Linked DNA regions of Homo sapiens: regions 1 and 3 are each linked to region 2. Evidence: chromatin contacts called from ENCODE Hi-C or POLR2A ChIA-PET data. All regions are on one chromosome and are shown on one strand. The core of a region is the stretch at or near the end of the contact, and the rest is flanking DNA. Distances in the headings are between cores, read along the strand shown.

Region 1 (3,016 bases), core at 276-2,775, 890 kb before region 2:
CATCGCATGGGCGCGGGGGTAGCAAATCGAAGACCCATTCAAAATGGGCCTGCCGGAAAGGCAGTTCTACCTTAAGATTCTAAACACACTTCTCTCCTACGGAAGAAGAGGGGACGCTCGACAGGTCTCGAGTGCATGGTAACCGAGCGGACAGACCCCAAGGCTGCAGGACGCAGGCCGCCCCAACTCCACGAGGCGGTCGGTTGAACCCGGAGCCCCCCGCGCAGGGACCTCTTCATTTTGGGCCCTCGTCAGAGAAATCGGGCCTCAGAGACGGAAAGAAGGGCACCATACAGTGAAGTCCTGACGACAGGCCCCCACCCTCACATGTCCCACTCCTAAAGGCCAAAAAGCCGGACCCACAGCGGAAGAGTAATAAAGAGGCCTGGGGTACAGTGCCGCGTCCGAGTCAGGTGACAAGTGCCTCTTCCAAGAGCCCGTTTTCTGGGCACGAAGCTCCCGCTGAACGTGGAGACGGGGCGTGTGGGCCAGGGGGTGGGAGGAGGGGACCTAGTAACGCTCCCGAGACGAAAAGAAGCGAAGGCTCCAGCGACCAGGGTCGGAGGGGCCGCAGAGCCCGGCCGCAGCCACCCCTCCCTTCCCCGCCAACTCCTGGCACCTTTTTCTTCTCCAGGTTCCGAAGTTTCTTGTCGATCACCCCGAGAATCTGCTTCATGGCCTCGGTCTGGACAGCGCCGGTGCCGGTTGCGGGGTGCTGAGAAGCCGGCGCGGCGGCCCCGGCTCCCGCGGCCGCCTCACTCCCGGAGGAACCCGACGGCGGTGGCGGTCCGGACGACTTGCTGCCGCTCCCGCTGTGGCTGGTGGCCGAGGGCATCTTCAGACCGCAAGGAGAGAGAAGAAAAAGCGGGAGGAAGGACAAGAGCGGCCAGTCAGGAGACGGACGGGGCGAGACGCGGGACAAAACGCGCAGCGAGCGGTAGCCTACGCGAGCGGGTGGGGGAGGGGGCGCGGCGCGCCTCGAGGGCAGGAAGAGTGCGCGGGCGCGCGCGCGACCCGCCAGCGGGGCGCCCGGCTGGGCCTCGCACCGCCCCCCGACCCGCCCCTCCCCCGCGGAGCCGCCGGCTCGGCCTACCAGCCCGGGGGCTCCGAGGCTCGCGCCGGAGGCGGGGCATCGCCGCGCCGGCCGCCAACGGCCACTGCAACGGTCCCTACCGGGGAGGGCCGGCTTTTGCCGGCTTCCGGAGAAGGGAGGAAAGAGAGAGGTCGGGGCTTGGGGGCAGAGAAGGGCATGGGAAATGACCGGGGTGGGGTGGGGGGACTTGGGGGCAAGCCCCTCGGAAGCTCCAGCGGGTCCGGAGATAAAGGACACCCGGGCGCAGCGGCCCTCTTCCCCTGCAGCGGCTCGGTCCCGGGTGGCGCTCACCGTGCGCGCGCGGAGGCCGCTGGAAATCACGAGTGGGCAGCTGAGGGGGCAAGGGTGGTGGTCCCTTCCGGGCAGTGTCGCGCGCTCCGTGGGCGCAGGCCGCTTCGCCCTGTCCCGCTGCACCGAGAGCCGCTCCTAGTGAGGCGAGAGCCGGGAGCGGGAGGGACTTAGCCAGCCAGCAGCCCTCTGGGTCGCGAGGGGCGGGAGAAGCGGAGAGCGGGGGCCTTCGCGGCCGCTCGGGCTGCCCGGCGCGAACGCCTGCCCGGAAGAGGCCGCCCGCTAGCTTCTCCGCCGTCCCCCGGCCCCGGCGCTGTGGGGCGCCTCCTGGACGCAGGTGGGGATGGCCCCGGCAAGGCCGAAGGAAAGGCCCCTTGAGTTTTGAGAGCAATCGACGCTAGGGTCCTTCAGGCGAAATCGTTTGACGCCCAAACGGGGACAATAGGTGTCAAGCAGCTGGCTCTGGAGCTGGCAACTGCCCCTTGAAGAGCCCTTATTTGGGGTGGGGGTGGGGGTTGGGGGGCAAAGGTTTCTGCAAGTAAGGGGTGCGTGGGGTGGGTGGTGCGATCCCAGCTTCTAGAATTCCTTCTGTATGCAGAGCGAGCAAACTCCATACCCCAAAACGTCTTTTGAAAAAAAGACAACTCGCCGCTTCCCCACCAAACAATCACCCAGTAACCTAGGAGTTCTCTGTAGAACGTGTCGGACACGGTCATGGTTGGTGGCTTTTTAAATCCTAAAGCTCTGGCCTCACAAAGAGTCTTCAGCTACCCTATGATGTTATACATCCAGTAGGCCTGAGTATTACGAATTATTAGACTTTTGTTTCCTTTTTTTTTAGGTTTACCTAACACTGTAAAGAGAACGTTCAATGAAATACAAAGAAAAAGATGATTTTTTTGCTCCAAGAGAATTATTCCAGCCTTGGGGTGGAGTGGGTGTGGACAGTGAGCAGAAAAACAAGAAACCAAGTTCTGGGAGGAAATAAAATGAATATAATCAGTGGAAAATTCAGCAACGCAATATTGTGTGACAACAGTAAATGACCAATTTATAATTTAAATTCTATGAAAAAGAGATTTAGAAGAGAGTTCTACCAAACCCACTGTTCCCTAGGGAATAAAATGAGTAACGCTGACTGGCAACAGTGCATCCTGAGGGAGCCTGGAGAAACAACAGCAGCCTCCGACCTCAAGATATCCTGGTTAGCTGCAAAGTCTGTTATATATTCATTCAAATATTTATTAAGCACCTTACTGTGTGCTGGGAACTCTTAAGTGCTAGGGATTATGAACAAAACATATTTACATGGAGCTTACAATCTAAGTAAGGGGAAGACAAGTAAATACATGTCAGATAGTGAAATGGTAGAGAAAAGAAAAAACGGTGGTCAGGGAAAGCCTTACTGACATTTGAGCTAGTACTGAAGGAAGTGAGGAAGAAGGCTAAGCAGCTACCTTGGAGGAGGAATTTTCCAGGTAGAGGAAACACCAAGTACTAAGATCTGAGACGGAGTGTGCTTTTTGGGTTCAAGGAACAGCACGGAAACCATAGTGGCAAGAGCAGAGAGTAGGAGATGAGGTCAAACATATTAAAGGGGGCTGGTCTTGTAGGGCCTGAAAGACCACGGTAAGG
Region 2 (3,098 bases), core at 318-2,817:
GTTAATACATATCTTTTGCTCATGTGTCTGATTATTTTAAGGGTAAGATTTCAGCCTGTGGAAAGGGAGTAAGTGTAAGTTTGAGCAGAGGAAAGGAGACCTAAAAGAATAAGGCGAGTCTGGGAACAGTTCACTAGGTTATTTTAGGGCATTGGACCCCCGTAGGCGAGAAATGCTTGCAGACATCTAACGATGACGCTTAAATGGAAGAGCAGTTTGAGAAGATTTAGTATCATTTAATTTTTTATTTTTTATTTTTTTTGAGACGGAGTCTCGCTCTGTAGTCCAGGCTGGAATCTCGGCTCACTGCAACCTCCGCCTCGCGGGTTCAAGCGATTCTCCTGCTTAAGCTTCCCGAGTAACTGGGACTACAGGCGCAAACCACCACGCCCGGCTACTTTTTTTGTATTTTTGGTAGAGACGAGATTTCACCAAGTTGGCCAGGTTGGTCCTGAATTCCTGACTTTATTTATTTATTTTCTGAGACGGAGTCTCGCTCTGCCGCCCAGGCTGGAGTGCAGTGGCGCGATCTCGGCTCACTGCAAGCTCCGCCTCCCAGGTTCACGCCAGTCTCCTGCCTCAGCATCCGGAGTAGCTGGGACTACAGGCGCCCGCCACCACGCCCGGCTAATTTTTTTTTGTGTGTGTGTGTATTTTTAGTAGAGACGGGGTTTTACCGTATTAGCCAGGATGGTCTCATCTCCTGACCTTGTGATCCGCCCGCCTCAGCCTCCCAAAGTGCTGCGATTACAGGCGTGAGCCACCGCACCTGGCCTAGAACTCCTGACTTTAAATGATCCATCCGTTTTGGCCTCCCAAACTGCTGGGATTACAGGCGTGGGCCACCGCGCCCAGTCAATCTCATTTAATCTTAATGCCAGGTACTGTTCTAACACTTTTCTATGTATAATTTATTTCACTTGCAGGTACTATTATTATTCCCATCTATAGGCCAGAAAGCTGAGGTACGAAGTTTAATTACCAGAGTTACTTATCTTCGTTAAAATCCAAGCAGTCTGGGCTACAAACAATTATACCTACTTTGCAGTCAAGGAACCAAGCTGAGATGTTGAGCTGAAAACCCAGGTCTCAGACTTCAAAGCTTTCTACACAAGAGTCGACGGTGGCAGTAAAAATTAATGGGGGCTTGATCTATCCCTCCCACCCCCAAGAAAAGTAAAAAGCAGGAGCTGGGACCAGAGAAAACCTCCACGGAGTCCTTATCCCCTAAATATAAGAGGCATTTAACGTTTAGCATTGCTGACCTGCAATCAGGCTTCAACTGTGAGTAGCCAGGCTCTAAAGCTTGATAACTGAATTCCAAAAAGCGCGCGAGCCTCCAGGCGAAACAGCTTCCCGCCTTCCAGCCGGTTGGAGCCGGCTCAGCAACAGCCTCTCCAAGCCAGGGTAGTGACGTCAGCCCAGGAATTGGGCCCGCCCCGGGATCTCGCTGCTTTCTGCACGCTCGGAATAACCAGAGTCGCGAAATTAGCCCCGCCCACTGCCCCGGAAGTTAATGCGGAAGCCACACACCTCCTCCTCGGCCGGCAGGGGCGCAGCCATTTTAATTCATATTTGAGTGGGCGGTGGCGATTGGTGTTGGCGGTCTGGCTCAGCTGGGCAGGGGGTAACTTTACTGATTTGGGGGTGGTTTTTAGTTTAATTTTTCTTTTCTAGCTTCCCATCGACGGTCAGTGCGCACGTTGTAATCAGCTGAGGCCATGTCAGGAGACGGAGCCACGGAGCAGGTGAGGAAGGAGAGTGGTGGGGCCTCGTGGCGACCTCTTCTCCACGTCTGTTCCTCCGACTGCTCCAGACATGTTCGGCTGAGGAAGGAATTGGGTCTAGTGAACCCGGGGGACAGGGTATATAGAAGAGTGGTGGGAATGGGGAGCAAGATCTAAGATTTAATTTTTTTTTTTTTACTTCTCTCTCTTAGGCATGAATACGAGTAAATACTTGATTTAGACAATAGCGGTAGGCTGCTTCGTCCTATTTAGATTCATGGGACTACTCCAGATGGGATGCTTTCCTTTGATATCGTTTTGGTATTAGAGTGGATAGGAATTATTTTAACGTGCACCCGACGTTTTAGAAAAACTTGACAGTGTTTCTTTTACCCCGCCAAATATACTGTACCCAGAAATAGGTTACTAGTTTGAGAAATATTTGAGACAAAGCTAATCTGGAGAATTAAGACTTAATGAGAGCGAGTGAAGAAAGAAGCAAGTTATGCTGAGGTTTTGGGAATTTTGTGGCTTTCTTTCGTTTTCTTTTCTTTTAGCCACATTTCGTTTTCATTTTTCCAGCTACATAAACATTGCAGGTATAAGTTGAAAATGAGAAGTCTGTTTTGGCCACTGTAAATAAAAGCATCTGTTTTAATAGTAAATATGAGTGACAACTAAATATTTTAAAATTCACACTTTTAGGTTAGATCAGTGTGATTTGTTTCTTTTGCTCTTTGTATTCAGAATTTTGTAGGATAGTATTTACCTTTTAGTGTGAAAGAGGAAGCTAAATAGTTATGAAAAATGCCATTAAATGTGTTTTTCGATCTAAGTCCTGGTGTGTTTAGATAAATACAGTTTCTAAAATGGAGGCTAGGTAGCCTGCAGTCTCAATTTCCTGAAATTTCCCATTGCCATAGCAACGACATGCACTTAGGTTTTCGTTTTTCAGGTTCCCTAGCTTATAACGTGGAAGATGTTATTGGAGGTTGGCAGAGATGAGGCAAAATAGGAGCGTTCTATTGCATAGTCTGTAAGACTGTAGATTTCATTATGTCGGCAGTTTGATTAAATTGTTTTGTGTTTGCCCGAGGACTGGTTTCAGTCCAGAAATCTTCGCACTATTTACATTTTACATAGTGTTAGCATGCCCAAGCATGCAAAGTCTTAAAATTACTGTATCAAAACTGTTTACCCCTTTTCTGATCTAGTATTTGTTATCTGAAAGTGAAGGACTAATGAACTGAGGTTTCATTGAAAGTTTTCGAAATTCATTGTTAATTCTTAGAATTTATCTAAAATTACAAAGACACGGAAATGTTACCATGACCTCTTGAATGTTTTAGAACTGTGGTGTTTCAGTGGGAC
Region 3 (2,965 bases), core at 355-2,854, 940 kb before region 2:
AATTCAAGAGTATGGCGAAACCCCGTCTCTACTAAAAATACAAAACTTAGCCGGGAGTGGTAGTGGAGCTGCAGGAGAGGCTGAGGCAAGAGAATCACTTGAATCCGGTAGGCGGAAGTTGCAGTGAGCCGAGATGGTGTGCCATTGCACTCCAGCCTAGGCGACAGAGTGAGACTCCGTCTCAAAAAAAAAAAAAAAAAAGTTCTGTGATTACCTACAGTAAAATACTGCATCATCCCAATAAATACATCAAAAAAACCATCAGAAATATCACTGTAAAAGTAACATGCTACTTAGATGTAAAAGTGACATGCTACTTAGAAACTCTGGTACCTACTGCATTATAAACATAAAGCTCATTTACTGAAACTTACCATACCTTAACTGTCCCTTCTAACCTTCCAATCCAAACAGATTTTAGCATATGTCTTACTATAAAACACTAAGTCACTGTCAAGGACCCCAATTTATACGTAAAGGAGAAAGTATAAAGAATTCAAATATCCCGAGGCAGAAAAACGACAGACAGAATTCACACTCAAGTCTTCCTGACTCCAAAGCCTGAGCTCTTCCCAGTTCGCCAATCTTCCCAACTTGTAAACCTTGTGTTGCCGGCCACATAAAGATCCCGCAAAAATCAATCAACAACTAATTAATGGGGGCTGCCTTTTGCTCTAGCTACTGTGGGAGCCCCAGAAGTAGTACCACAAGGCCCTTGACTTCAAGCTTGCATTCTTCTTGAAGAAGGTATTTAAGAGAATGAGATGAGGAACAAGAACACAGGTAAAATTAGATGTAAAAAAAAAAAAAATAGCTATACTGAGGGACCGGTCAGATGAAGGAAGGGCTGAGATTACTATGGGCTGAAGCTGTCATGGAAGGCCTGGATGGGGAAGGCCTTGAAGGAGATGATTATTTTTCGCTCACTCATTCGTCTATCTACACATAACATCTATGTGGCAGGCACCATTTTAGGTGCACTGGCAAACAAAACCAAGTCCTGAATGTGACTGCTGAATAAAGAGTATAAAGGAATGTGCACAGTGAAGGATTTAAGAACGTGGAAGGATCTGGAATCAGATTACCCTAAGTATAATGCCCAGACCTGCAGCCAGGCACTGCGGGCAAGCTCCACGGAAAACAACTGTTGTCACCCACCCATTCACCCCGACTCCCCAGTTACAGGCACTACTTAGAGGTGGTTATCGAGCCACGCAAATCCCCGAGGACGCTCGAGAAGCACGCGCCGAGAGCGGCTGCGTATTGGAGAGGTGATTCTGTTATCTTGGAGCGCCCCAAAAGAGGGGTGGAGGACAAACGGCGTAGGCCAGGTATCCGTCCGGATGCAGAGCCTTCATCCTGAGGCCGGTCCCCTCTCGACCCAGGAAGAACACAGACACCGATCTTGGCATCCATACCCGGCCCTCCCGCGTTGGGTACCTGCGCCCCGAGCCCGGGGGATCCCAGCCAGTGGAGAAGGGGAAGCACGTGGGAGCACGGAACAACTCCGAAAGAGAAGGCACAGCTGACTGCCCCTAGCGTATGCCTGGTGTCCGGGTCACGTAGTAAGCCTGGCTCCGCGGCACGCGTCCCTCTCAGGAACTGGTAGACAGCACGTGCGCAAGCGCATTAAAGTCGCAGAGATGGCGAGCGAGAAGGGACCTTCCTCAAGGCTGTCGCTGAGTAATGACGTAAGCCACCAGAAGCGGAGCTGAGGCCTAGATGTCCACTGCGGTTGCGCATTTTAGTCCCACTGCTCGCGGTAGCTGGGTGTTGGCTGCGGTTTGCCTCTTCACTCTTCATATCCCAGCTAAAGTACCTCGGCTAAGAAGGGCAAAATAGATGTCCGCACCCCAGGGCCTGCCCACGTAGGTCCAGGGTTTTCAGCGTCAGCCTGGTTACGCGAAACGCGACGGATCCAACGATTTGTGTTCAATTTAACCGATCCCCGTTAAGTTGAGGAAACTCGGCCAACAGACCTATTTTATTGGTTTCGCTTGGCCCTCCACCCCCACAGTACTGATCTTACAGATGGGAATCCTGTAATCTACCCATGACTGCGGCCGCTGTACTTTGCAGGCTCCCATTAGGCCTGTATATGGTCGTCAAATGAAATTACTCCCCCTGGGCTTCCAGTGAACTCCAAGAACATGACTACAGGGACAACCTATACATAGTGTTGCATTCTTGACTTTGGGGCAGATCGCTGAACTTCAAAAAACATTATCAACTGCTTGATGTTTCCTCCTGGATACCGCAAATGTCTGAATCCAAACCCCTTCCCCAGATACACTTTTAATGTCATCAGCAGCACTACCCATTTAATCCAACATCCATCATGAAATTTTTTAGTTCATTCAGCAAAATGTGAATATGCCCACGCACTATTCTGCTCACAAGGGATAGTGTCCAAAATGTTCCTGCCCCTCGTGGTTAATTCTAGGTTAAGTTTTAAATGCTATTAAGCAGAAGTATCCAGTGAGTAAAGTGACTAAGGATACTATTTTAGAAACGAACACTGAAGGCCTCTGACGGGGTGACACTGGATGGAACAAGGACCTGAAATTTAGAAAGAATGAGCCCTGAGAATATGAGTGAAAAACTTCCCCGTGCCAAAGATGTACATACAAAAGCTCCAAGATGGGGGAGTCCTGGCAAAGCAGTCAGTGTGGCCAAAGCAGTGGGCAAGTGAAGGACCAGATTTAGAATTTAATTCTAGTCATGATGAGAAACCACTGGAGTTTGTGGGGGACAGGGAAATGAGAAAATCTGCTTTGCCCTCTTAAAAGGCTTCCTGTTATGCAAAAACTAAATCACAGGAAGGCAAAAGTAGAAAAAGGAGAACAATTATAAGCTATTGTAGTCACCTGTGCTAGGATGGTAGTTGTGGTAGTAGTTAGAAGTATAAGATAACTCTGGATATTCAAGTTAGAACCACGTGGACTCACTTAAGGATTAGATGCAG

The links. A loop is a pair of places that touch in the nucleus more often than their neighbours do. ChIA-PET counts read pairs that join two places held with the same protein, here RNA polymerase II (POLR2A). Pooled maps may share reads with other maps.
Region 1: a map of B cell shows a loop between it and region 2 (8-fold over the local background). The contact joins the promoter of CAPRIN1 here to the promoter of CSTF3 in region 2. A Hi-C loop is called at or near these places in 7 of 168 maps with a recorded cell type or tissue (B cell, CD8-positive, alpha-beta T cell, chondrocyte and 4 more), 3 of 37 single-sample maps with no recorded cell type and 21 of 50 pooled maps. POLR2A ChIA-PET finds 5 or more read pairs at or near these places in 1 of 52 experiments (activated CD4-positive, alpha-beta T cell).
Region 3: a map of ascending aorta shows a loop between it and region 2 (12-fold over the local background). The contact joins the promoter of NAT10 here to the promoter of CSTF3 in region 2. A Hi-C loop is called at or near these places in 1 of 168 maps with a recorded cell type or tissue (ascending aorta) and 13 of 50 pooled maps. POLR2A ChIA-PET finds 5 or more read pairs at or near these places in 1 of 52 experiments (activated naive CD4-positive, alpha-beta T cell).

The regions. Positions count from the first base shown.
Region 1 is chr11:34,050,240-34,053,255 of GRCh38, reverse strand. CAPRIN1 (cell cycle associated protein 1) reads right to left here and starts at 1,525. Exons shown (of 19, transcript NM_005898.5): 1 at 1,385-1,525; 2 at 620-835. The coding sequence starts at 835. It overlaps LOC101929918 (a long non-coding RNA gene), which reads left to right. Exons shown (of 3, transcript XR_931177.3): 1 at 1-937; 2 at 2,223-2,585. RefSeq lists enhancers at 1-31, 102-171, 242-311 and silencers at 922-1,221, 1,262-1,811, 1,671-1,870.
Region 2 is chr11:33,159,949-33,163,046 of GRCh38, reverse strand. It overlaps CSTF3 (cleavage stimulation factor subunit 3), which reads left to right and starts at 1,567. Exons shown (of 21, transcript NM_001326.3): 1 at 1,567-1,748. The coding sequence starts at 1,722. It overlaps CSTF3-DT (CSTF3 divergent transcript), which reads right to left and starts at 1,390. Exons shown (of 4, transcript NR_034027.1): 1 at 1,266-1,390. RefSeq lists enhancers at 1,183-1,602, 2,338-3,098.
Region 3 is chr11:34,104,268-34,107,232 of GRCh38, reverse strand. NAT10 (N-acetyltransferase 10) reads right to left here and starts at 1,604. Exons shown (of 29, transcript NM_024662.3): 1 at 1,441-1,604. RefSeq lists an enhancer at 1,392-1,851.